3 separate regions of the Homo sapiens genome follow, and regions 1 and 2 are each linked to region 3. The links are chromatin loops, found by intact Hi-C in ENCODE. Cell type or tissue: Caco-2. All regions are shown on one strand. Each heading gives the region's core, and the rest is flanking DNA. Links, peaks and the distances in the headings are about the cores only. Region 1 has its middle 43 kb from the start of LINC02953. Region 2 has its middle 5.3 kb from the start of MYEOV. Region 3 has its middle 4.4 kb from the start of CCND1.

Region 1 (7,891 bases), core at 2,550-5,049, 260 kb before region 3:
GACTGGGCTTCGCGGAGGTGCCCCGGGGAAACCCATGGGGAGGCACAGCCTGGACTGGACAGGGAGGCAGCCCCCATTCATCAGCTCCTTCCCTGGCACGCATTAGTTGGTACCTACTGAGTGCAGAGCCCTGGGCCAGGCGGTTCTGGAGGCTGGGATGGTCACGCCCCTGCTCTCTTGAACACTGGAGCTGCTGCTGTCTCTCCCTGTTTGCTCTCCCTGAGCCGGGACCCCACGCAGCCTGAATTGGGATTGCCCTACTCTGAGCCCTCCCGTTCCTGAGGCCTGAGATTTGGGGCGTCGTGAAGCCTTGAAGATCCGCTGAGCCCTCCAGAGCTCACACTGCATCTGCTGGCACCCGAGCTATCAGGACCACTGGCCTGGCGAGGGCTATGCTCTCCCTGCAAGAGCTGGTGGCACAGGGCTTCTGTGTCCTTCCATCCCAACAGGGCCCCTGCCCTCTGCACACAGGCACCGGGTGAGCCCTGGACACAGGGTGCGGGGTGCACACCCCTGTGGAGCTCAGAACCAGGTTAGGATCATCAGCACCTGGTGTGACAAGGACCACAGTGCCCCTGGGGTTTGGCTTTCACGCCTGTCCGTTTCAAAGCTCAGTACCGCCACACCTGCCGAGGCTGGTCACTGTGGGACAGGGCATGGCTAAGGACCCTCCTTCCCCGCAGAGGTGGAGACAGCGGATAGCCACCCCCTTACTCAGCATCCTCCCTGCCCTTCCCTTTTCATCTTCCCTCAACATTTTAAAGTCAGACACACGAGGTGAACCATTTCTAGCCTCTTTTTTCTCATCTGTAAAAGCTGAACAAAAATCCCTCTCCACCGGGCACAGTGGCTCACGCCTGTAATCCCAGCACTTTGGGAGGCCGAGATGGGCAGATTCCCTTAAGTCCAGGAGTTCGAGACCAGCCTGGCCAACATGGCAAAACCCCGTCTCTACTAAAAATACAAAACTTAACCAGTAGTTCCAGCTACTCAGGAGGATGAGACGGGAGGATCACCTAAGCCTGGGAGACAGAGGGTGCAGTGAGCCAAGATCACACCACTGCACTCCAGCCTGGGCGACAAAGACAGACTTTGTCTTAAAAAAAAAGAAAAAGAAAAAGAAAAAGAAAAAAAACAAAGTCCTGCCTGACAGCATTGCTGAGAAGATGAAGTAGGACCAGGCTCAGAAAGCACATGGCTCCCATCCCGCACACAGTAGGGCCCCAGGAAGTACAGACTGTGTGGACTGTGAGGCCACAGCCGCTGAGGTGGCAGGAGTCAGGAGGAGGAGAATCTTTGCCCAAGAGCCAGTAGGTGCTTGATGAATGGGTTCCCTTCTAACTTTATGAAAAGCTCTCTTTCCTTCATCTTATTTTTACTTAATTTTTTATTTTTATTTTTTGAGACGGAGTCTCACTCGGCTGCCCAGGCTGAAGTGCAGTGGCATGATCTTGGCTCACCGCCACCTCTGCCTCTGGGGCTCAAGCGATTCTCCTGCCTCAGCCTCCTGAGTAGCTGGGACTACAGGCACATGCCACCATGCTCGGCTAATTTTTTGTATTTTAGTAGAGACGGGGTTTCATAATGTTGCCCAGGGTGGTCTCGAACTCCTGAGCTCAGGCGATCTGGCTACCTTGGCCTCCCAAAGTGCTGGGATCAGAGGCGTGAGCCACCGCGCCTGGTCTTTCCTTCCTCTTAAAACATGACTCAGAAAAAATGAAACTCCTTGGCTGGCACTATCCCTGGAGGGGCTCAGCAAGAGCACTGCAGAGGCAGAGTACTGGGGCCAGAGATTGAATTTCTCTGGCACTGTCATGGAGCTCCCCTGGGTCTCAGTTTCCCTATCCCCAAAGTGAGAATCATCACCGGATGTTGCATTGTGGGTTGTTGAGGAGTCCAAGAGATGATAGAGCAGGGACAGCCCTGAGAACAGTGGCTGACATGCAGGTGTTCATATCAGGTACTGATAAAATATTAGCACTTAACTAATAAGGGTCCAGACCGAGAGGACAGATTCTAACTAGAACCGGCCCCCGTCGCCTTCCCTGTGCCAGGGAGGCCTGTGTGGGGTGCCTTGGCCTTTCCTCTGCTGTCACAACGATCCATGGCTGCTGGTACCATGAGGAACCCGACTCCAGGAGGGCCCGGGCACGCAGCGGGCCTCATGGCAGGCCAATCCCCCACCTCCTGGCGCTCCTCTCCCTGCCTGCATGGCCGGCCCAGGAGCCTCTGCCGGGCGGGTGGCCGGGTGGGCTCCAGCGGAGGCCTCTGCTCCCTGTGTGCCCCATTGAGCACAGACGCCATCTGTCTCTGCCAGCTTCCCGGCGGCTGCAGGGCGTCTGGTCAGCTCCCTGCACACAGGCTGTGGCTTGTTTGCTGCTGAAGCGGCTCCCTTTGGGGTCTCTCTATGTCCTGGCCCAGGCTGTCTGAACTGGGAGAGTCAGAGATGTTTCCACCGGTTGGAGCTGTTTGTTTGTCTTTTCAGAGCCCACAAAGGGGCCCTGGGTGGCTCTGCTTGGAACTTGGGACTATGTGGGGACCAACCTCGGTCAGCTGGGAAGCCAGACCACACTCAGGTCTGCAGACAGGGCCATGGGGTTTGGTCTCTGCCCTGCCCTGGGGCCGGCCTGGAGTGGCCACTCACTGGCAGTGAGGCGTAGGAAGGCTGGACAGCCAGTGGGCACATTCCTGGGGCAACTTCCCAGCCTCGTGACCTCCTTGGCTCTCAAAGCAACCTTCTCAGAGCCAGGGCAACCAGAATGCTCCCTCCAGCAGGATCGGGGCCCCCTGGGAGGAGCAGGGAGGCTTTGCACAGCCAAGCTCACCCCAGTGGCTGGTCGGGCCAGAAGCAGAAGGGCCAGTCAGGATGCCCAATGGTTCTGGCCACTAGTGTGCTCTGGCCTGATGGCATCAAGCTTCAGACCCCAAGGAGAGCCACCCAGCGAGGATCAACTGGTGCCAGGGCCGCAGACACCTGGCTGCCATCTTGGAATCTGGAGCTCGCAAACAACTTCAGGACTTAGTGGCCCCAGCAGCCACAAATGAGAGCCACTGCCCTAGGGGGCAAAAGGGGCTTTGGATTCCTGGCTCGGGACTGCTGTAAATGATCCCCATCCAAAACCACCACCAGACTCACTTGTACCAGGAAGTGTACACAAATGCTGCAGGCCCCTGTGGGTGGTTACACAGACAGCGTGGAGGACCAGGCATGGAACTTTCATTCCAAGTTCCTATAGCCCCAAAGAGTCCAGAACTGGGCTTGGGTCGGGGGGAGCACAGAGCAGACACAACCGTGAGTGGCGCAAAAGGAAGAGTCCATGGGGAGGGGCGGGGCAGGCCGCTGGGCTTGTGGTGACCACAGCAGCCAGAGAATCCTGTCTGGGAGGCAGAGACCCACGTGCCCAGGGCACACAGGAGACGTTCTCAGGGCAGCTCCTTGCTGCCTGCCGAGGGCCAAGGTCACTGTCCGCAGGACGAGGCCTTAGTTGCCGGGCACCTCAAACAGGCCCACCTGCCTGACGGCCCAGGAATCTCAGAGGAGAGCTGCCGTGCTGGGGCCTGAGCACGCTGCAAAGGAGACCACAACAGGAGGATGGAGAGCAGACACGGAGGAGGACAGGCAGGAGACGCCAAAGATGCGTGGCTGGGAATCACACAGGGTCAGGGTTTGTGGTCACATTGCAAGAGGATGAAGGACCACCCAGCACAGGCGTTGTATGTGGCCTGTGTCAAAGCCCCAAGGCTCTGTTTTCAAGCAAGCAGATACTCAGGCCACGCCCGAATCACTGGCTCAGCAGGCCTGACTCCAGCCGTGTTCATCAGTCAGGATAGAGGAAGTCGTGCTGCAGGAACAGAGGATGCCAAATTTCGGCAGCTCCAGACAGCAAAGGCTGATTCCTCACACACACAACGTGTACCCCACACACCTGCAGGGGCCTCCCAGATATGCAGAGGGCAGGGGAGCACGGGGAAATCTTGCAATAAGATACTCTGCTTGGGAAATAACGCGACTCCTCCCCTTGCAACTCATTGGCCAGCTCCAGTCACATGACTCTCCCGCCAGCAGAGGGACCGGAAGTGCGCCTGCCCCAGGCTCGGAGATGAGAGCCAGGCGTCCACGGTGAACAGCACCAGAAAGCACCACGGTTTAAGGGCCTGGCCTTTGGGGCAAGTGGACCTGGGCTTGAATCGCAACCCTGGCACTGATAGCTGGATGACCCTGACAAGCTGTATCTCCCTTGAACTTCGCGTTCCTTCGCTGGGGTATGAAGACACAGCTTGTCAAGATCATCCAGCTATCAGAGCCAGGGTTGGGATTCAAGCCCAGGTCCACTCGCCCCAAAGGCCGCCCGTGAGTTGCTGTGAGGACTGAACAGGAAATGGGCGGAAATGGTTCAGCACAGTGAGTGCTCAGTGATGCGGTTGTCATTGATAATCCATCTGGAAGGGATTGCTTGTCAGTTTCAGGAGACTCAGAGACCACTCCCTCCTCCAGGAAGTCTTCCAGGCTTTAAGTCTTGGGTGGGAACTCAAACTGTGGGTGAGTTGAATTGGATTTTCCTTTCCACAAGGTGTCTGTCCCCCTGTGACTCTCACTGCCTGTCTCTCATCATGGGCAGGGACTAGGCTGAATTCCTCTCTGCATCCTAGGACTCTGCTCAGACCCTGTCACAAAGTCGGTTTTGGGAGCTGTTAGATAAATGAATGAATGAATGTTTTGAGGACTCAGCACTGAGCATTCCTGGACACGATACCATTGTTCTGAGAGCCAGAGGTTGTCTTGGGCTCCCCTTCCTGGGGGCCAGTGCTTCATTCACCACCCAAATCCTTGCCACAGTCCCTCCCTCTCCTAGGACTGGGGAGCATGTGGCCACAGCCACCCATCGTTAGCTGGGTTCTATCAGCTCCACCACATCATAAGTTGGATGTGCCTGGCAAGACTGCATCATAAGAGAGGATGGCCACCTGAGATGGAACACCAGGAGGACTAGCAGGCATGAGCAGGTGTCCTTGAACCCTGCCTCATTCACCATTGCGGCTCCAGTGTCCCTCAGCTCACATCTAGGGACACATGTAAACTCGGTAGGGCCAGACGCCAGAGAAGAAAAAGCTGGAGCATGGCTTATGGATGGTGAGCACAACCTGAGGTGGATAGCTGCTGAACCACAGCTTCGCTCAGTGATGACCTTGAAAGAAACACAAATACTTCTGATGGGCAGAGCTTCAGGCAATGCACCTGGCCCTCCGCTGTGTGTGGGAAGAGGAGCAGCCTGAGGTCAAAACACCGGGGCTGAGAGGCAGCAGTGAATGGCTTGGCCAGCTCATCAGGGGCCCGGAAGGAGAAAGATGAGGGACAAGAGGCCTGGAGCAGAGGTTGATGGATGGGCGTACAGGAGTGGGAATTAAAGAGGAAGGTCTTTGCGCTCCTTCCAGGAAGCATCTGCCACCAAACAGGCACTGAACAATCAGGTAGGCAAGGTGGTCCAACCAGCTGTCATCAGTCAGTCTCACTGGCCATGCCAGGGCCGGCACCATGGATCACTGGAGAGGGTAGCCGAGATGGCAAGGATGGGCCCTCACTTACTAAGGCTGACCTAGCTACTGTCTGCTGAATGTCCCCTGTAAAGCCCCTCCCTTGAGGCCAGCTGGCTGCTTGGCCAGTTGGCTATATTCAACTCTTGAAAGATCGGAGATTCATCTGGACTAAAGTGGACACAAACTTCAGGTCAGAGTTTGTCTTTTCTGTCCCAGCCCCCCAGCGGCACCATCCTTTTGGCTTACTGAGTGTGTGATCCACCAGCCTGGGAGCCCGCAGAGCCTCAAGTCAGGCTAAGGGACCCACTTCGCAGCAAGGAGGTGTGGGAGTGGGCCGTGACCACGGGGATCTGCTGCACATATCACAAACTGTGTGCCTCTCACTGCTGGCTTGGAGGGGCTAGAGACTGGCCTGCCAAACGCACAGCTGTCAGCTGCAGAGGGTCCCCTTGCCTGAGGCCCCATGCTTTCCTGGGAAGCCTATATCCAATGACAGTAAAAGCAAAAGTTAAAAAAAGAAAACACAAAGTATGCTGTCCTCTGCCACCTAGGGCACCTTTGGCATCCGTGGTCACCCCACCTTGGGCATCTGCAGTCGTCTCACCTTGTGCATCCGTGGTCGTCCCTCGTCCCGCCTTGCACATCTGCGGTCGTCTCACCTTGCACATCCGCTGTCGTCCCAACTTGCGCAGCCGCGGTTGTCCCACCTTGCGCAGCCGCGGTCGTCCCACCTTGTGCATCCGCGGTCGTCTCACCTTGAGGTTGAGGAGGAGGAGATGGAGAGGCCAGATGAGAGCCCTTGACCTAGCTGGGAGCTGTCAGCACCTCTGCCAAAACGCAGGCCTCCTCAAAGAGGACAGTGGTTGCTGTTCAGGGGATGGAGCCTGGTGTGGTGGCCCCAGCTTTCAGCACACCCAGGAAAAGCTATCGCCTTCCGCTGCCCTAGGTGGCCTGCCCTCTGGGAGGTCTAAGTGACTAGAGGCCTGTGGATTCTAATTGGAAAAAGGTTGCATTGGGAAAAACAACTTGGGGGCCGCTGCTCCTGGGCTGCTCTCAATCCCGTGCCCAGGGCCCCCTCACAGCCCACCTAAGGGCCAGGCTGTGGGGAAGGAGTGACTGAGAGATGGCAAGAAGGGGATGGAGAGACGGGGTCTCCAACTGTTATCAATGGGGCCACCAGGCATCCTCCTCCTCCTCCTGCTATAAGAAACCCTGGAGGAGCCTGGGCTCTTTGCCCACAGGTCCTGGGGCCCTTGGTCCTCCTGCATGGATTCGTGAGGGAGATTCCTGCTCATCTGGGCCACTCAACAGTGGTCCCTGTTGGGCCAGGGAGTCACTTTGGTGTCTGAAAGTCCCTGTGGGGACAGTTTATGCTGAGCCCAGTTGAAGCTTCAGGTTTATTTTCTGCAGAGCACCCCAGTGGGGGCTTTCCTGAAGAGCTGTGGTGCTGACACTCAGATAACAAGCCATCATTTATGGCACACTCACCTAAACTGGGCACCGTGGAAGGGGCTTCCCATACTTCCTCCCAACAATCCCATGAACACAACACCAACCCAGACAGGTGGGCTCTCTGGAGAGTCCAGCTTGCAGAGGGGAAACTGAGGCCCAAGCCGGCTCAGGTTCTCCCAGTGCTTCCCAGCCAGAAGCAGCATTGCCAGGGCTCGAGGTTCTGAACCGGGCACTCCAGCTGCCCCTTCCCCATGCCGGAGGGCAGCAGCCTGGCTCCAAGCACCCCTGTGCACTGTTCCTGGGAAGTGGGTTCCAGGGGTAGCCCCCCACTGTGACATGCCCAGCCTTAATCTTCCTCTGCATTTGCAATGGTGTGTAGATGCCCTGATGTTGAAGCTAAAATGAGCCCCTGTTTTCACCAGGAAAAGTTTGAATGTTTCCTTTTTTCCTGTCCTTTCTTCATGCACTTCCTGACGTGTAATCCGAGCAATTGTGCCCTGGAATGGACAAGAGCCTTCAAGGGAAAGGAGACGCTGTGTTGCTCTGGCAGAGGGAGGTGGCCGAGTCAGGACCAGCCAGGTAACATGTGGGGCCCGGGCACAGTGAAAGGCAGCGCCTGTTCCAAGATGAGGAGGAATTTCAAGAGTGTAGAGCAGTCCAGGGGCCTTCTGAGCCTCGGAGTCCTGTGCACCTGTACACGATGCTTCCTGCTGGCAAGTCGCCTGCCCAGAGACCTGGGAACTGTGTGAACTGGGACCCCAGGCAAGCCCTTTTCTCTCTGGCCTCTGTTCCGTGGCTGTGAATAGGAGCGTGGTGGCTGAGGGTGGGGCAGGGGCTGCCCCCCGGGTTTGCCGACCCCAGCATTAGCCTCACTCCAGGCTTGTCTGGACATGGCAGCTAAATT
Region 2 (7,891 bases), core at 2,146-4,645, 350 kb before region 3:
CCCACACACATGGACCCAGTTCATCACCCAAGACCAGGGGTGGATCTTCCCTCTGAGGGGTCTCTCAAATCCTTCCACCTGACTTACTCAGATGATGGCATTTTAGTTAGGCCACCACCTGAGTGAGTCTTGGGAGGGACGAGTGCTGGGACACGAATCCTGTCTGGCGCAAGGCTCAGGGGCTTCTTCCTCAAGGAGGTGGGCACGGCTCATGCTGAGCCTAGTGAGATTGCCCTGGAGGCCTGGGTGTTTCCCTGCCTCCATCCTCACCTGTTGTCGCCCATTCTGTACACGATGCCTTTTGAAGTCTTGAAATCGAGCCGCCACGGGGCCTCTCTGGACACACCTGCCCTGGCTGTCATGCACCAGCCTCGCTGCATCCCTCCTAGTGCCTCCAATGACTCAGGTCCTGCTGGCCCCAGGGCCTTTGTATGTGCTGTTCGTCCTGCTGGGAGTGGCTTTGCCTCCATCCCACACTGTGGGCTCCTTCTCAATCTCAGGGTTTCCCCAGAGAGCCTCTGCACTGCTTTTCCCGGGCAGATGAGGGGCTCTGTTCCTGCCCCTCGCTGGCCGTTCCCCTCACTGACACACTTTGTCATTGTTGATTTGCTTCCCCACCTGTTCAGAGTCTGCCTCTCCCACTAGAATAAGCTCCACGAGGGCAGGGACTGTGTCCTTTGGGGTCAGCGGTGGCTCCCATGGTGGTGCTGAATGGACGCTTGTTGGGTGAATGAGTGAATGAGTGAATGGCTAAGAATGATGACCCTGGGCTGCAGGGAACAAAGTTTCTCCAGCTGGAGTCCAGTCACTGCCTCAGCAGTCTCCACAGATGCCCGTGTCCACCCTGGACCTGAGGAAGTGGCCGCGGTGTTCACCGCTGGACCGGGATGACGGAAGGCCTGTGTCAGGGTTGGGGCCAGGGCTGCCATCTTTTCTCTTCTGGTTTCCCCACGAGGCTCTGCAGTGAGCCTGGAGGAGCTCTTTGTGGGCCTCTGCAATCATGGACACACATTCACCCCCACCTGTCCCTGCCCTGAGGCCCTGCCTCAGTCTGGCCTAGCAGGAGTCCTCCGTGCTCCTGACTGACCGCTCCGTCAGACGCCTGGGGCAACAACGTTTATTCTGGGAGCGAGACGACCCTGCAGCTGCCCCTCAGCCTGAGCCAGAGCTTCAGGGGACAGTGGATGGGGCCTCCCCAGCTCACAGGGGGTCTTGCTGGGGGTCTGCAGGGCTGTTCCTATAGGCCCATTCCTGTCAAATCTGACCATGTCACTCTCAGCCGAAAACACTCAGTGGCTCCCACAGCCCTCCTGATGAAGTCATTGCTGCTCGCCATAGCCTTCCAGAAACTTCTTGGCTCCCCCCACCCCATTCTCCAACCTCACCTCTTTGCATCCCTCCATCCCTCGCCCCTCATAGTCCAGGGATCCTGAACACCTGTGCTTCCCCAAACCTCTCCCGCTTCCAGGCCTCTGCACACGCAGCTCCCTCTGCTTCTCCAGCCCTTCAGAAATGGGCCAGTGACAGAGCTCTGTGCTTCCCACACCGTCGCCTCTTCCGGGGTTCAGAGGATTCAAGGCCCCACTTCCCAGTCTCCTCGAGACCATGGAACTCGATGCCTGTACATCGCGCCCAGCCTGCGGCGGCTGGAACCAAATGTGAGTGCTCTGCATTCCTTCCCACGGCTGGAGGCGGCCCAGATCCTCGAGCCAATGCTGAGGGGACACCCATCAAGGATGGCCTCTGTGACAGCGTGACGAGAGTGGGGATGGGCCTTTGCAGCGTGAAGGTTCTGAGATCTGCGGGCCTGTCTGTTGCCTGAGCACAGCCGAGCTCATCCAGGCTCACTCAACGTCCTGCTCTAGAGAGACCTTTCCCTGGGGAGTTTGCTGGCCCTGCCTGGGTGGCATCAGGTGCCCCCCTGGGCTTCCCCAGCTCTTGGCCTTTGCCACCATGGCCCACTTTGCTAGCATCACCCTCTCAGGGGACAACCTCCTGGCCTGGCTGGTGGAGCCCTGGGGGCGAGCCCCGTGCCCACCCTGCTTGCGCCTCCAGCTCCGGGGCCCTTCTCGAGACTGGCCCTCCTGGGGCTCATGCCCCGCCTGCTGAGCCTGCTGAGAGACTGCCCTCAGCAGGCCCCCTCCCCGATGCCCGCGTGCACATTCTTCCTTCCAGAGGAATGTCCCGGGCCCAGGTTCCCACAGAGGTGCCTGAACTGAGGGGAGTGACTCTCTGGACCCTGGCAGTTGTTCTGCTGCAGAAAAAGCCATTCTTTTGAACTCTGCTGAGTGAGCTCACAAACAGGGCATAACCGAGACGCGGGAATGCCTGGGTCGCCGCGCAGTCACCGGGCAGGGCCGCCCTCCCCTGTGGGTCAGCAAAAACGGTGTCAAGTGAAACCCATTCTAATTAAAGGGAACATTAAGCAGGGGCCTTTTAAACATGGCCATTTCCGAAAGTTCTCTCTTGATACCAATTAATTCCCAGAGGAAGGAGTGGAGGCGAGGGTGGGGGGAGGGAGCTGAAAGCCCTGGGAGAGCCTAGTCCCCCACCTCCAAATGCTCACTCTGCATTTATCTAGAAATCCATCTCAGCAGTCATTTAAAGACCCCAGGAAAACTTCTCCAGGCCCTAGCTCTTCAACCGTTTAATGAACAATGCCCCACGCCACCACCCTCCCCCGACTTCCTGGGAAAAGAGATGAAAACCAGAGGGGCCAAAAACGTTGCTGCGATGTGAACTGGCTGAGAGATGGTACCGGGGAGGATTGGTCAAGAGGTGGCTGGGTCACATAGATGTTCCTCCGACATCGGTGGAGCGACTTTTGTGTGCCAGGTACTGGCACCCACCTGGTCAGCCCACCAGGGTCTGACCCTCCTCTCTGCCCTCTTGGCTGAGATAGCTGGAAAACTGTAGTAACTACCACCATGTGCACCATGTACGTCACTGTGCTTCAGATGATAAATCATGCACCTAACCTTGCTCTGCCTCCATTTCTATGTGTGTGTGATAGACAAAGACAGAGAGAGGATGACAGCTGTCTCATCCTCCCTTTGTGCTAGTTACCACAATTTTCCAACTCTCTTGGCCAAAAGTAGCCAGAGAGCAGAAAGGAGGGTTGGACTCCGGTGGGCTTCACGTAGGCTTCATGATAAGGTGAGGTGTTCATCTAATTCAGAAGAGTGATTCAGACCCCAAACACCCTGAATCCATCAGTTGCCTGAGCATTAAAGTGAGGATTCTGCAATCAATTAGTTATGTCTGCCACGAGAACAGCATGGCACAACCAATACATAGCCTGTGTGCCGGGCCTGAGCAGGTGCTGCTCTAAAATTGAAACTGAAGTGGTGTTTGAGGAAAAATTATGAAAGCAACTGGACAAAGCCATTGAACTTTCTTATCTCAAGGGCCTGGAGTAGCTTGTGACATGTCCTGAGATAAGAACCCACACTATCCCCACCCATTGCCCGGGTCACCCGATGGCCTCAGACACCTGTGAAAGCTAAACCCAGACCTGTGAACCACACCCTCTAGCTTTATGGTGCCGCTCCCAGCCTCCAGCCTCTCCCTTGGGCCCCATGTAGCTGCCGGCTCACTGTCTATAGTGCACTTCAGTTAAGCCATCGTCTGAGTAAGTCTTGGAAGGGACCAAAGTTGGGACACGAATCTTGTCCGGAAGCAAGGTCCAGGGGCTTCTGACCCAGGGAGGTGGGCATGACTCATGCTGAGCAGCCGAAGCTCCCTGACTTGCCGTGTCTGCTCCGGCCTCTGCATCCACCTGTTGCCTCTGCCTGGGCTGCTTCCTCTTGCCTGCGCAGCCTGGAAAGCTTCTGCTAGCTCTGCAGCACTGACAGCAAAGCCCCCCGCCCTCCCTGGCCCAGCTCCTCCGAGCTCCGGCATCGTCTCGGACAGCCCCATGCTTTGCACTGAGAAAGCCCCATGCTTTGCATTGAGATGTTTACTGTGTTGTAAACCACCTGTATGCAAAGAATCTCTCTCCTTTGCTCCATTCCTGGGGCCCATCACAGAACGACTGAGTTTCACCTTTGTGCCCATCCCCTGCCAGCCATTGTCTCTGAGTCTCTCTCCCAGAATGCATGGAAACAGGGATTTGGTTCCTTTTTGTTTCTGACAGTGCTGGCACAGGGCCAGGTGTCCAGTTCACCCTCAGTCCCGACTCACAGAAGCAAGACCCTCTTGGTTTCTAAAATGCACCTTTTACAATTGTTGAAGGAATGCCTTCTTCAACCCCTCTGCAAGGCTCTGGAGGACCTTGGTAGGTGGCTCTACCAGTGTGAATGGACAGGGTCCCTCTCTGCCCCAGGAGCAGCAGGGGCCTCCAGCCAGCCTTCTGTGTTGCTCCTTGCGGGAGAAATTCCTACTTGGGGTGCCAGCCAGCAAGGCAGAGAGGCAGGTACCTATTTCAGTGCTATAGGGCTTGGCCTGGACACCCTCTGTCATGTGTGTGATAATCATAACACAATGTCGAGATCAGCATCTGATCACCACCCAGGGCTTCTTAAACACGTACTCTGTGCCAGGCACTGAGCTACGCACTTTTTAATGAATCACTTAGTTCACTCTCTCACTCACAACTTGCTGGCATCCATCTTGCTTTACTGTTGGGGAACGGGAGGCCCAGAGAGGTGGTGCAAGGCAGTGATTTGAACCAAGGCCTCCCTCTTGCTCTCCACAGCTCATGCTCTCACTGTGGCACCTGCTAATTCTGCAGCACCCAAGCAGGTCTGGGTGGAGAGGCAACCGGCTCCCCTGCCCCCATCCCAGGAGGAACCCAAGCCTCAGGAACCTCCTGAGGAAAGGCCCCACTGGCCATGACCTTCAAAGATCCCCCGGAGACCACCTGCAGGCATACCCGTATTAGTTATCTATCGGCATAACAAATCGCCACCAACTCAATAGCTTACCACAACCCCAGTTGCAAGTTCAAAGTGCTGCAGGTCAGACATCCAGGCACTGCTTTGTGGGTCTTCTGCTCGTGGTCTCACGTGGTGAAAATCAGGGTGTCAGGCAGACTGGGCTCCTTCTGGGGGATCTGGGGAGGAGTCTGCATCCACGCTTATCCGGGTTGTTGGCCGAATGCAGTTGCTTGCAGGTGCAGCTGTAGGATTGACGTCCCTGTTTCCTGCTGACTGTTGGCTGGGGCCACTCTCAGCTCCCTTGGCTGCCCACATTCCTTGCCATGTGGTCCCCTTCATTTTCCAAATCAGCAGTGGTTCTCATCGTCCAATTCCCGACTTCCACTTTGAGGACCAGATGGAGAAAACACCCTACTTGTAAAAGGCTCATGTGATGAGGTCAGGCCCATTAGGTTAGTGTCCCTTTCTCAAAATGAACAAGTCAACAGTGCCATCAAACACAATCCTATCATAGAGTGTTCATCATATTCACAGGGGCAGGGACTATGTAGGGCATGTATACCAGAGGTGTGGGTCTGGGGACCATCATAGAATTCTGCCTCCCACAATTTTAAAAATTAATTCAGCATCAGTTCTTACTTTTCCCAAGAAGATCGCACCATATTGGGCTGGGGTGGGGCATGGAGAGGGCCACTGGCTTCACATAGCCTTGGTTCAGAATCCTGGCTCTGATCTCCAACGGCTTATGGCCTTGAAGAGGCAGCATGACTGTTCTGGGCCTCAGTTTACTCATCTGTAAAATGGAGTGAGGGCCACTGGCAGGGCAGCTGGAAGGTTAAATGGGATCATGCAGGTAGAAATTTTGGTAGAACCTGACCCTTGGGGCCTGGGCAATAGATGATGCAGCTGTGCATGGTTTTTTAGAACAACCCAGGCTTCTGTTTTGTTTGAAGTAGGGTGGGACCAATGAAAAGCATGTTTTTAGGCTCAAACACATCTGAGTCCACATCAGGAATCTTTCAGAGTCCAACTGTGGCCAGCGAGGCCCTGAGTACTGGACAGGAGACATGCCTTGTGCTGACCAGTGCCCACATGCTGGTGGCTGCAACCTGGGCTGGCTGCTCACCAGTTGCTCACAGGCAGAAGGGTCAGGGCCAAGCCTGATCCCTCAGAGCAGGAGAGTTGGGCATGGAGTTGTGGCAGGTGGAACATCATATGCCCACGCCATTGGAGCTGTGGTCCCTCCTTGGCAGTGCTCTGAGGGAAACTGGCATCCCTGTGCCCCTCCCTTTAGAGTCTTTGGCTTCCTCATTGTGTCTTACTGCGAAAGAGCAGTCAGACTGATATGGATGATGGGAGGAGCTGCCCTTTGGCTCAGAGGAGGAGTGTCAGAGAAGGGGTCACAAAGACAGCTCTGTAGGCTGAGCCAAAAGCAGTATAGGGTAATGTTAGGAGCAGGTCTTGGTGCAACTGCCTGGGTGCCCCTAGGTTCCACTGCTAACTTGCTATGTGACTGAGCCACTGTACACTTTAGTTTCCTCCTCTGTAAAATGGGGATAACAGTAGTCCTAGCCATAAAGTTGTCATGAGGATTAAATGAAATAGTGTGGGAAAACTACTGACATGTGGTGCATGTTCAGTACAAGTTATCCTCACCATTATCATCATCACCACCATCATCATCATCATCACCAGCATCATCATCATTACCGTCATCACCATTACCATCATCACCATCATCATCATTACCATCATCACCATCATCACCATCACCATCACCATCATTATCACCACCATCATCACCATCACCATCATCATCACCACCATCATCACCATCATCACCAACATTATCATCAGACCACCATCATCACCATCATTACCACCACCATCATCATCATTATCATCTTCACCATCATGATCACCATCATCATAACCACCATCATCACCATCATCACCACCACCATCATCACCATTATCATCCTCACCATGTTCACCATCATCATCATCACTATCACCACCACCACCATCATCACCATTATCATCCTCACCATCATCACCACCATCATCACCACTTTCATCACCATCACCGTCATCACCATCATTATCACCACCATCATCACCATCACCGTCATCACCATCATCACCACCATCATCATCACCATTATCATCCTTACCATCATCACCATCACCATCACCACCATCATCACCATTATCATCACCATCATCAACGCCATCATTATCACCATCATCACTATCATCACCATCACCATCACCATCACCAACTCATCATGATTTAACAGGTGGGCTGGCAATCTGAATGTTGAAGACAGAGGGAGAAAATCAACCTGGGGCAGTCAGATTTCTACAGTCCTCCCCAGCAGGACCCAGGTGGGCTACTGGGAGTCCCAGAAGCAGATATCAGCCCAAAAGATGAGCTTTGATAATTAGAGTGAGGCTATGGTGAGACTGAGTGACACTGCGGGGTGCCAAAATAATCTAGGGTTGTTGGAATGCTGACAGCAGACAAAAGTAAGATAAGGTATCTCCTGACACCACCTCCTTCCATCTGCTCTCAGACGGGGCTCTTTGGAGAGGATCTGCCAGGAAGAACTGAGGTCTTATGCCACCTCCACCTCTACGTAACCTCAAACAGGCGTCATCTTGTCTCCTGGCCTCAGTTTCCTCATCTGTAAAACGGGGACACATCAGGATCTGCCCTCAGCAAGTTGCTGAGTGCCTGCCCTGAGCAGCCGGTAGGTGGCGCTGATGGGCTGGTGGTTGGGTTGGGGGAGGCTCGCATAGGGTCTCTGGAGGTCCCAGTAGGGCACTGGGGAGACCTCCCCTGATTCCCTGGAGGCAGAGCAGAGCTCTTGTCTTTGCAGGAGCTGCAGATTCTGCCTTGGGTATCTTAGAAGCTTTGTACAGGCATCTCCAGCTCAGTGGGAACCAAATGCCATCCTATCTCCCCACCTCACTGGTGTCACCATCTTCCTGGGAGCTGTCTGGATAACCCT
Region 3 (7,710 bases), core at 4,881-7,380:
TGGGAGGCCAAGGCCAGAGGATTACTTGAGCCCAGGAGTTTGAGACCAGCCTGGGCAACATAGTGAGACCCCATGTTTACAAAAATTAAAAAATTAGCTGGGTGACGTGACAAGTGCCTATAGTCCCAGCTACTTGGGAGGCGAAGGCAGGAGGATTGCTTGAGACCAGGAGGTCAAGGCTACAGTAAGGTATGATCGTGCCACTGCACTCCAGCATGGGCAACAGAGCAAGACCCTGTATCTAGGGGGAAAAAAATGATAAGCCTTGTGAAAGAGAAATGAAAACAGCATCCACACATAAACTTGTACCTCTGTGTTCATCGGCAGCATTGTCCACAGTAACCAAAGGTAGAAACCATCCTAAGGCCCATTGACTGATGAATGGATAAGCAAAATGTGGTCTATCAATACGATTGATAGTATTCAACCATAAAGAGGAATGAACCATGGACACATGCCACATGTGGGCCTTGAAAACGTGATGCTAAGTGGAAAAAGCCAGATGCAAGAGGCTGCATAGCATATGATTCCATCTGTTGGAAATGTCCAGAAAAGGCAGATCCACAGAGAAAGATTAGTGGTTGCCAGGGGCTGGGGAAAAGGGGGAAGAAAAGGGTGAATAACTACAAATGGGTACAGGGTTTCTTTGGCGGATGATGAAAATGTTCTCAGATGGTGATGGTGGCTGTCCAACATAACAAAATCCATCGAACTATATACTCTAAACGAGTGAACTTTACGGTATGTAAGTTATTTTTCAATAAAGTGGTTTCAAAAAAATAAAAAGGTGAACCCTACCATTTCTAGGTGCTTTGGAGTTTACCGTTTTTCTCCTTGCATTCTGGAGTCAGAGTGAGAAGGCATCTCAGCTCTACCACAGCTGAATGATGTGTTGGGCTTCGGTTTCCTCATCTGTAAAATGGGGATAAAGGGCCTCTCCTTGGAGCTGCCATGAAGATTGAATTAGATGCCCTCTGTGAAGATGCAGGGCAGGTGGAGAGCACAGTAAGCGTCTCGGGGGGCCACGCCATCACCGCCAGCAGGGCTCACCAGTATCTTTGCCCAGAGAATAGCCGGGGTCTAGGGAGCAGCCAGGGTCTAGGGAGAAGGGCTGCTTCCCTGTGGAGGCTCCTAACTTTCCCATCTCCTCCCTGTTTCTCCCCTGCCCACCCCTTACTCCTGGAAGTGTGACTCGCTGCCTCCTCCCGTGACTCCCCTACATTGCATCTCCCCAGTTACTGTCGTTATCTCTCATCTCTTCTTTCCAAACAGCCTCTGTCTAGCACCTTGGAGCTCGCATGGGAATTCATGGGTGGGTGGATTCCAAGCTTGGCTTCATCAGATGACAACTAAAAGGCAGAGGCCTGGGGGGGCAAGGGAGCTCCAGGATCTGTCTCCCTTTGGAGAAGCCCAGGTTCACCTTCCCAGCAAGCTGCTCCGGCCCCACGCCCCTGGCCCTCAATAACCTTCAGTGGCTCCCTTCTTGCAGCTATAATTCCCCTCTTGGGATGCTACAAAAGGGATTCCAGAGATTTTTTTTTCAATAACTCAAAAGGGAGGGAGTAAACGATATATGTGCCCAGGACAAGGCAGCTAAGGGAAGGCCTCAGGCTTCCTTTGCCTTTGCCTGGAAGTATACCAACCCGCAGCCCGGAGGGCCAGCAGAGAACCAATGCTCAGAGCCTGGGGGCCCAAGGAATGCTTTCCAGGCTGGCGGTCCCAGGAGCCCCCTCTCCCTTCCCTATAGCAAGATACTAAGAGCAGAGGCTGGCCTGGCAGGCCGTGTCGAGGCCCTGAGCTCACATGGCCTTGGCAGCTTCTTGACAGTCGTGTCTTTTTGTTTCCAGCAGTGACACTCACTGACCCACACCTTTGGCCAGCGTCCCTTGTGACTGCCCCCTCCCGCTTGAGCAGAATGGCTCCTATTACACAATGGGTGCCAGGAACCTGGCCAGTCCATCCAGAGACAGGGCAGAGCCCTGGGCTACCGACCCTCTGGGGCCAGCAGAAACCCTCCCTATGGCTCTGCCTCTCATCCTGGCATTGACACTTGTGCCCTTAATTAAAGTGCTTCTTTTTAAAATCAACATTTCTACTCCTTTTGCAGAGTAAGAGAAAGAAGAGTTAGGGGAGAAGAAAGAAGGAAGGATTCATGGGGTTATTTTTTTTTTTTCATGTAAAAGTTTGTTCCGTGATTTAAATCTCATGTCCACAAACAGCTCAGGAGAAGTCAGCATAGAGAAGCAAGCTGACAGATTATAAAGTCATTTGTAAAATCCTCTTTCTGCATATAAACTGAAATGTGTAATTAATTCCACATACTGCGTGTGGCACATGGCCTTCATCCTGCATAAGAACAAATACATGAATGAATAAATCGAGCAGGCCTTGACACTCACCAGGCCCTGTGCTAAATGCTTTCTACATATTACCTTAATTACTCCTCACCGTGGCCTTGCGAAGAAAACGATCACAGCCCGTTTTACAGATGGGGACAGAGATTTGTCCAAGGCCACACAACTAGTGGCAGATGTAGGTCTGTATGTGACATTCTTGTTCAGTTTCATAAATGTGGCTGCCACCTGCCTGAAATTTTGAGGGAAAAAAAAGTGGTTTGGCTTTGCATGAATTCTTGAAAAAGTAGATTTTTATCTTTACCAGCTTCTAAGCAAGCTGGATTTATTCTGACAGTGTCCATGAAATGGCTACAGACCATCACCGTTGCCAATGTTGTGAACCTGAACAAGGCACCTGGTTTCTCTGTGCCTCGGTTTCCTTACCATTAAACGCATTTCCCTGAGATTAAGTGTGTGAAACTATAAGTTGGCTGGAGGAAACACCTCATAGAAGTGAGAAGATGAGGATGGGTGGTGAGTGAAGGCTTTTTCTCCAAACCCTACAGGAGATGGACCTCAAAGCAAATGGCCATGCTTCCCTTAGACTGGGTGAACTGGTGCTGCTCAGGGCTAGAAGTGTGTCTAGAAGCATGGGGACCAATGCAGCCCCCTCCACCCTAGGGCACATAACCTGTCTCTCTCCCATAGGATAGCAGAGACAGCTCTCTAAGTCAGGATTCAGCGAGATGGTCCAGGAGGGGCCTAAGGATTCCTCTGACTTATCCAAGCCTGGGGAGGCAACACAACCTAGCCTGTGTCTCAGGGGGCCCCAATCATGCCCTGAACCTCATGAGCCCAGGCAGGCATCCTGTTGGTTAAGGTCGGCCTCAGGGTCCAGGGATGCACTAGATTCTTTATCTTAAAGTGACCCTCAAGAAAAAAAAAATAAAATGTAGCTATAGGCAGTTTCTGGACGTTTTCCTATTTGTTAAGCACCTTCTTGCTCCGAGCTTTCCAGCCACAGTGCACTGGACGCCATCGGAAGGCTGCAGCTGCTATTTGGTGCTTTACCACCGCTGAGAAGGTGGAATGGTCACGGCCCGGTTCTGTCACTTTCTTCAGCCGGACAGTCGCCTTATTACGGATTCCAGTAGGGCCGAGCACACTCCTTCCTGCCCGTCTTTACAGATGAACATGCTATCGCTCCAGCAGTACAACCCGCCTTATTACGTAAAAAAGCAGCCCCTATCTACCCGCAGGGAAGGAGTATGTTCGGCACCACAGCTGGACTGGTGCTCGAGTTAAGCGTCCTGGGAGGTCCGCATGCGCTCCGGAACCGTAATGCGCGCTTTTTCTAAGCCTTACGGTAAACGCGGACGCAGGGCAACCACGTGGCGGTGGAACCGAGGCCCGGCGGGAATGCGCGGAATGCGCGGCGCGGCCTCGCGCGGTTCCCGAGCCACGGCCCAGGGTCCGGCGGCGCGCGCTCTCGCCTCCTCCCCTCACCTCTCCCAGCCGCACCCCGGCCCTGGCCCTGCCGCCCAGAACTCGCTGGGCAAGTCGTGCCCCGCGTGAACACACAGAAGGGGCTTGGGGACCGAGCGCGGCCCATCAGTCCCTCAGACCCTGAGGACCCAGAATTCCCTAAGGGGTCCGAATCCGAGTCCTGCCCCCAGCCCTTAAGGCACGGGCTCCAGGGACCCCAGGGGAAGGGCGCGGGGCATTAGGTACGCAACCCGTTTCCCCGCACCTGGAAAAAAACTCCCTTTCCCTCCCCTCCCCTGCTTGTTGAGTGTCCGGATAACCAGAACTCTAAGGCGCCCCGTAATAACGACCCCGCTGTCCCTCCACCCACCCCCAAGTGCCAAAGCGAGGGATGGAAGCGCTTTCAAGCGTTCCAAGGGCATTGAGGAGCGAGCTGGAGAGGCGCGGGGATGCGGGGTCCTCCCCGCAGTCTTCCGGAAAGGGCGGGGGAGGGCGCGGCAAGTTCCGGAGTGGGGCATGCCGTGGGAGCCCACGAGGGCCTCAGCGCGGATCCTCCGCCGGAAAACCGGCTCCCGCGAGCCGCCGCCGCAGGTTTCCTAGGCCCCGCGAGTCCCGCAGCGAAGCCCTGCGTCTCCGTCCGACGCGGGGGTCTGCTCAGCCTCGGGTGGGCCGCGGCCAGGCCTGACTGCGGGGGAGAGGGCCGAACGTGACCTCCGAGGTCACCCCCAGCCAGCTTTCTCTCCTGTGGTCGGAAGTGGTTTTCTTCTCGATCTGGGCGCCTACTCCCCACCACTTGGTCTGAGAGGGGCTGGGGCCGGAAGGCCAGGGAATCTCTGGTGGATTTGGGGGTTCATATTGCTCAGGGTACCAGCCGATGCGTTTTGAGGGGCGGGAGTCGAGGAATTAGAATCGCCTTTAACCCTCAAGAGTTGCGCCTTCAGCCTCGGGATCCCAGATGCGTCGTTGGAGCCAGGGCCGCCCCCCTACCTGTTGGGTTTGCGTTTTAACTCCAGCGCACACCTTGCCGGCAGCCCTCGGAGCTAGGGGAGGGGTCTCGTTTCCCCGCAGCCCGCCGGACAGACGACTGGGGCACGGGAGGGGCGGTGGCAGGGTGGTCTGTGTGTGGCTGAAACTAATTGATCTGGAGCGGAAACGCACGTCTGCGGTTGGGGCGATGGGGGGGGCGGTGCGGCTGTCCATGTGCCGAGCGTGTGGCTGTCTCGGGTGGGCACTGGGGCCGGAGTTCGCCCCGGCCCACCTCGCAGTTTTGGGGCGCCTGGGATCGGCGCTACGTAAGCGAAGCAGAGCTGCCATAGCACGTGGGCCGCCACGCGCACCCCAAAAGCAAGCAGTGTGGGGGGAAGGGGAGCTCGAGCGCCTTCGGAGCCCAGGGGCCGGCTTTCGGAAGCGTTTTCCCGGGCGACTTAAGGGCTTAACAATGGAAAACTCGCGGAGCCTGAGCCAAGTCCTTTCAAGTCGCCGCCAGGTATGCGGCTGCAGGTGACCCCACCTGGGTGCGCCCGCCCGCCAGCCGCCCTGGTGGAAAAGCGGGTGCGGGAGGTCGCTGGCGAAAGGTCGGGACTGGTCCCTGCACCACCCGCCCCCAACCCAAGCCCCGAGCCCCGCGGCGCGCAGCCGCGCTGAGTCCCGGGGTCTGCGTCGCGGCGCGCCGGTTCCTGAATGAACGCGCTCCCTTCCCCCGCCTGAATGAAGGTTCCCACAGCCAGGGACGGTGGCGAACACGCGCCTGCAGCGGAATTCGCTTTCTCCTGACCGACCATCCGCCCAGGCCGCGGTCACCGGGGCGGGGGCCAGGGGGCGAGGAAAGCGTGAAGGTGATTTCAGTTAATTTTGGATTTTCTTTCAAACAACGTGGTTACCCTCCCGACTGGGCCACTTGCCCTTTGTCTCCAAATGGTCACCAAGAAATAAGAACAGAGCACTTTAAATGAGCCCAGAATCCGCAGTTCCTGCTTCGTGGTGGGTTTTAAGAAGACAGTGTAAAGTAAAACTGCAACCGAAAAGTTTTTTAAAGTTGCTTTTCTCTTTGGAAAAAATAAAATCAAAATGCTTTCTCTGCGCTTCTTGAAGCAATGACCCTCAAAAGCCCAGAGGTATTGGCCCCCTCGGGGGACCCGGGGGCCGCCAAGCAGGGTTCCCCCAGGTGGGGGCTGGGCAGCTGGCGCTCCCCGCCGGGCCCCAAATTCCAGCGCCGGGCCCCAAATTCCAGCGCCTCCCCCGCGGGTTCCTGGACGGCTCTTTACGCTCGCTAACCGGGCTTGCAATTTTGCGCTCGTCCCTGAGCCGGGAAATCAACGAAGTTCCTAGTCGAGATCTGCCCGGTCCGCCTAGTAACAGCGCCGCGCCCCCATTGGCTCATGCTAATTCCAGTTTCCTCTGTCTTGCGCCCGGGATGGGGGGGTGAAGCTCCCTCCTGGACCCAGAGCCGGTTGTGCCGGAGTGGGCGAGCCTCTTTATGCCCTGCTGCCCCTAGCCGACTTCGGCCCGCTTCGCGCCTCGGGCTGGGCCAGGGCGCACGCGGGGCTCGGGGCCCCTCGCCCCACGGGATGGGAGAGGCCGGGTGATAGCTCCGGGCCCCATAAATCATCCAGGCGGCCGCCGGGTCGGGATTTTATGAATGAAAAAGCAGCTGGGCCGCCCTTGTGCGCGGGCTGATGCTCTGAGGCTTGGCTATGCGGGGGCCAACGCGATTGTGGGTGCTCGGGGAGTGGGGGGGGGCACGACCGTAGGTGCTCCCTGCTGGGGCAACCCATCGCTCCCCATGCGGAATCCGGGGGTAATTACCCCCCCAGGACCCGGAATATTAGTAATCCTAATTCCCGGCGGGGGAGGGGGCGCGGGAGGAATTCACCCTGAAAGGTGGGGGTGGGGGGGGTCGCATCTTGCTGTGAGCACCCTGGCGAAGGGGAGAGGGCTTTTTCTATCAGTTTTCTTTGAGCTTTTACTGTTAAGAGGGTACGGTGGTTTGATGACACTGAACTATATTCAAAAGGAAGTAAATGAACAGTTTTCTTAATTTGGGGCAGGTACTGTAAAAATAAAAACAAAAGTTAAGACAGTAAAATGTCCTTTTATTTTTTAATGCACCAAAGAGACAGAACCTGTAATTTTAAAAACTGTGTATTTTAATTTACATCTGCTTAAGTTTGCGATAATATTGGGGACCCTCTCATGTAACCACGAACACCTATCGATTTTGCTAAAAATCAGATCAGTACACTCGTTTGTTTAATTGATAATTGTTCTGAATTATGCCGGCTCCTGCCAGCCCCCTCACGCTCACGAATTCAGTCCCAGGGCAAATTCTAAAGGTGAAGGGACGTCTACACCCCCAACAAAACCAATTAGGAACCTTCGGTGGTCTTGTCCCAGGCAGAGGGGACTAATATTTCCAGCAATTTAATTTCTTTTTTAATTAAAAAAAATGAGTCAGAATGGAGATCACTGTTTCTCAGCTTTCCATTCAGAGGTGTGTTTCTCCCGGTTAAATTGCCGGCACGGGAAGGGAGGGGGTGCAGTTGGGGACCCCCGCAAGGACCGACTGGTCAAGGTAGGAAGGCAGCCCGAAGAGTCTCCAGGCTAGAAGGACAAGATGAAGGAAATGCTGGCCACCATCTTGGGCTGCTGCTGGAATTTTCGGGCATTTATTTTATTTTATTTTTTGAGCGAGCGCATGCTAAGCTGAAATCCCTTTAACTTTTAGGGTTACCCCCTTGGGCATTTGCAACGACGCCCCTGTGCGCCGGAATGAAACTTGCACAGGGGTTGTGTGCCCGGTCCTCCCCGTCCTTGCATGCTAAATTAGTTCTTGCAATTTACACGTGTTAATGAAAATGAAAGAAGATGCAGTCGCTGAGATTCTTTGGCC

What was found. Hi-C counts contacts between places; a loop is a spot of excess contacts. Peaks named below come from ENCODE experiments on the same cell type or tissue, not always from the same donor. Only the 100,000 strongest peaks of a DNase experiment are listed, where the experiment ranks them.
Region 1: it touches region 3 in a loop (6-fold over the local background); 4 of 110 quality-filtered maps call a loop at or near these places.
Region 2: it touches region 3 in a loop (8-fold over the local background); 93 of 110 quality-filtered maps call a loop at or near these places.

The regions. Positions count from the first base shown.
Region 1 is chr11:69,378,444-69,386,334 of GRCh38, forward strand. No RefSeq gene overlaps it. Among named protein-coding and RNA genes, the nearest start is that of LINC02953, 43 kb to the right of the region's middle. In Caco-2, for the core only: no CTCF peak of the experiment used is centred there; DNase peaks (open chromatin) are centred at 2,698 and 4,038; H3K4me3 peaks cover 1,207 bases.
Region 2 is chr11:69,284,894-69,292,784 of GRCh38, forward strand. No RefSeq gene overlaps it. Among named protein-coding and RNA genes, the nearest start is that of MYEOV, 5.3 kb to the right of the region's middle. RefSeq lists enhancers at 1,837-4,018, 7,833-7,891. In Caco-2, for the core only: no CTCF peak of the experiment used is centred there; a DNase peak (open chromatin) is centred at 3,498; H3K4me3 peaks cover 535 bases.
Region 3 is chr11:69,632,937-69,640,646 of GRCh38, forward strand. No RefSeq gene overlaps it. Among named protein-coding and RNA genes, the nearest start is that of CCND1, 4.4 kb to the right of the region's middle. RefSeq lists a silencer at 5,088-5,291 and enhancers at 5,104-6,044, 6,045-6,983. In Caco-2, for the core only: no CTCF peak of the experiment used is centred there; DNase peaks (open chromatin) are centred at 5,375 and 6,195; H3K4me3 peaks cover 2,500 bases.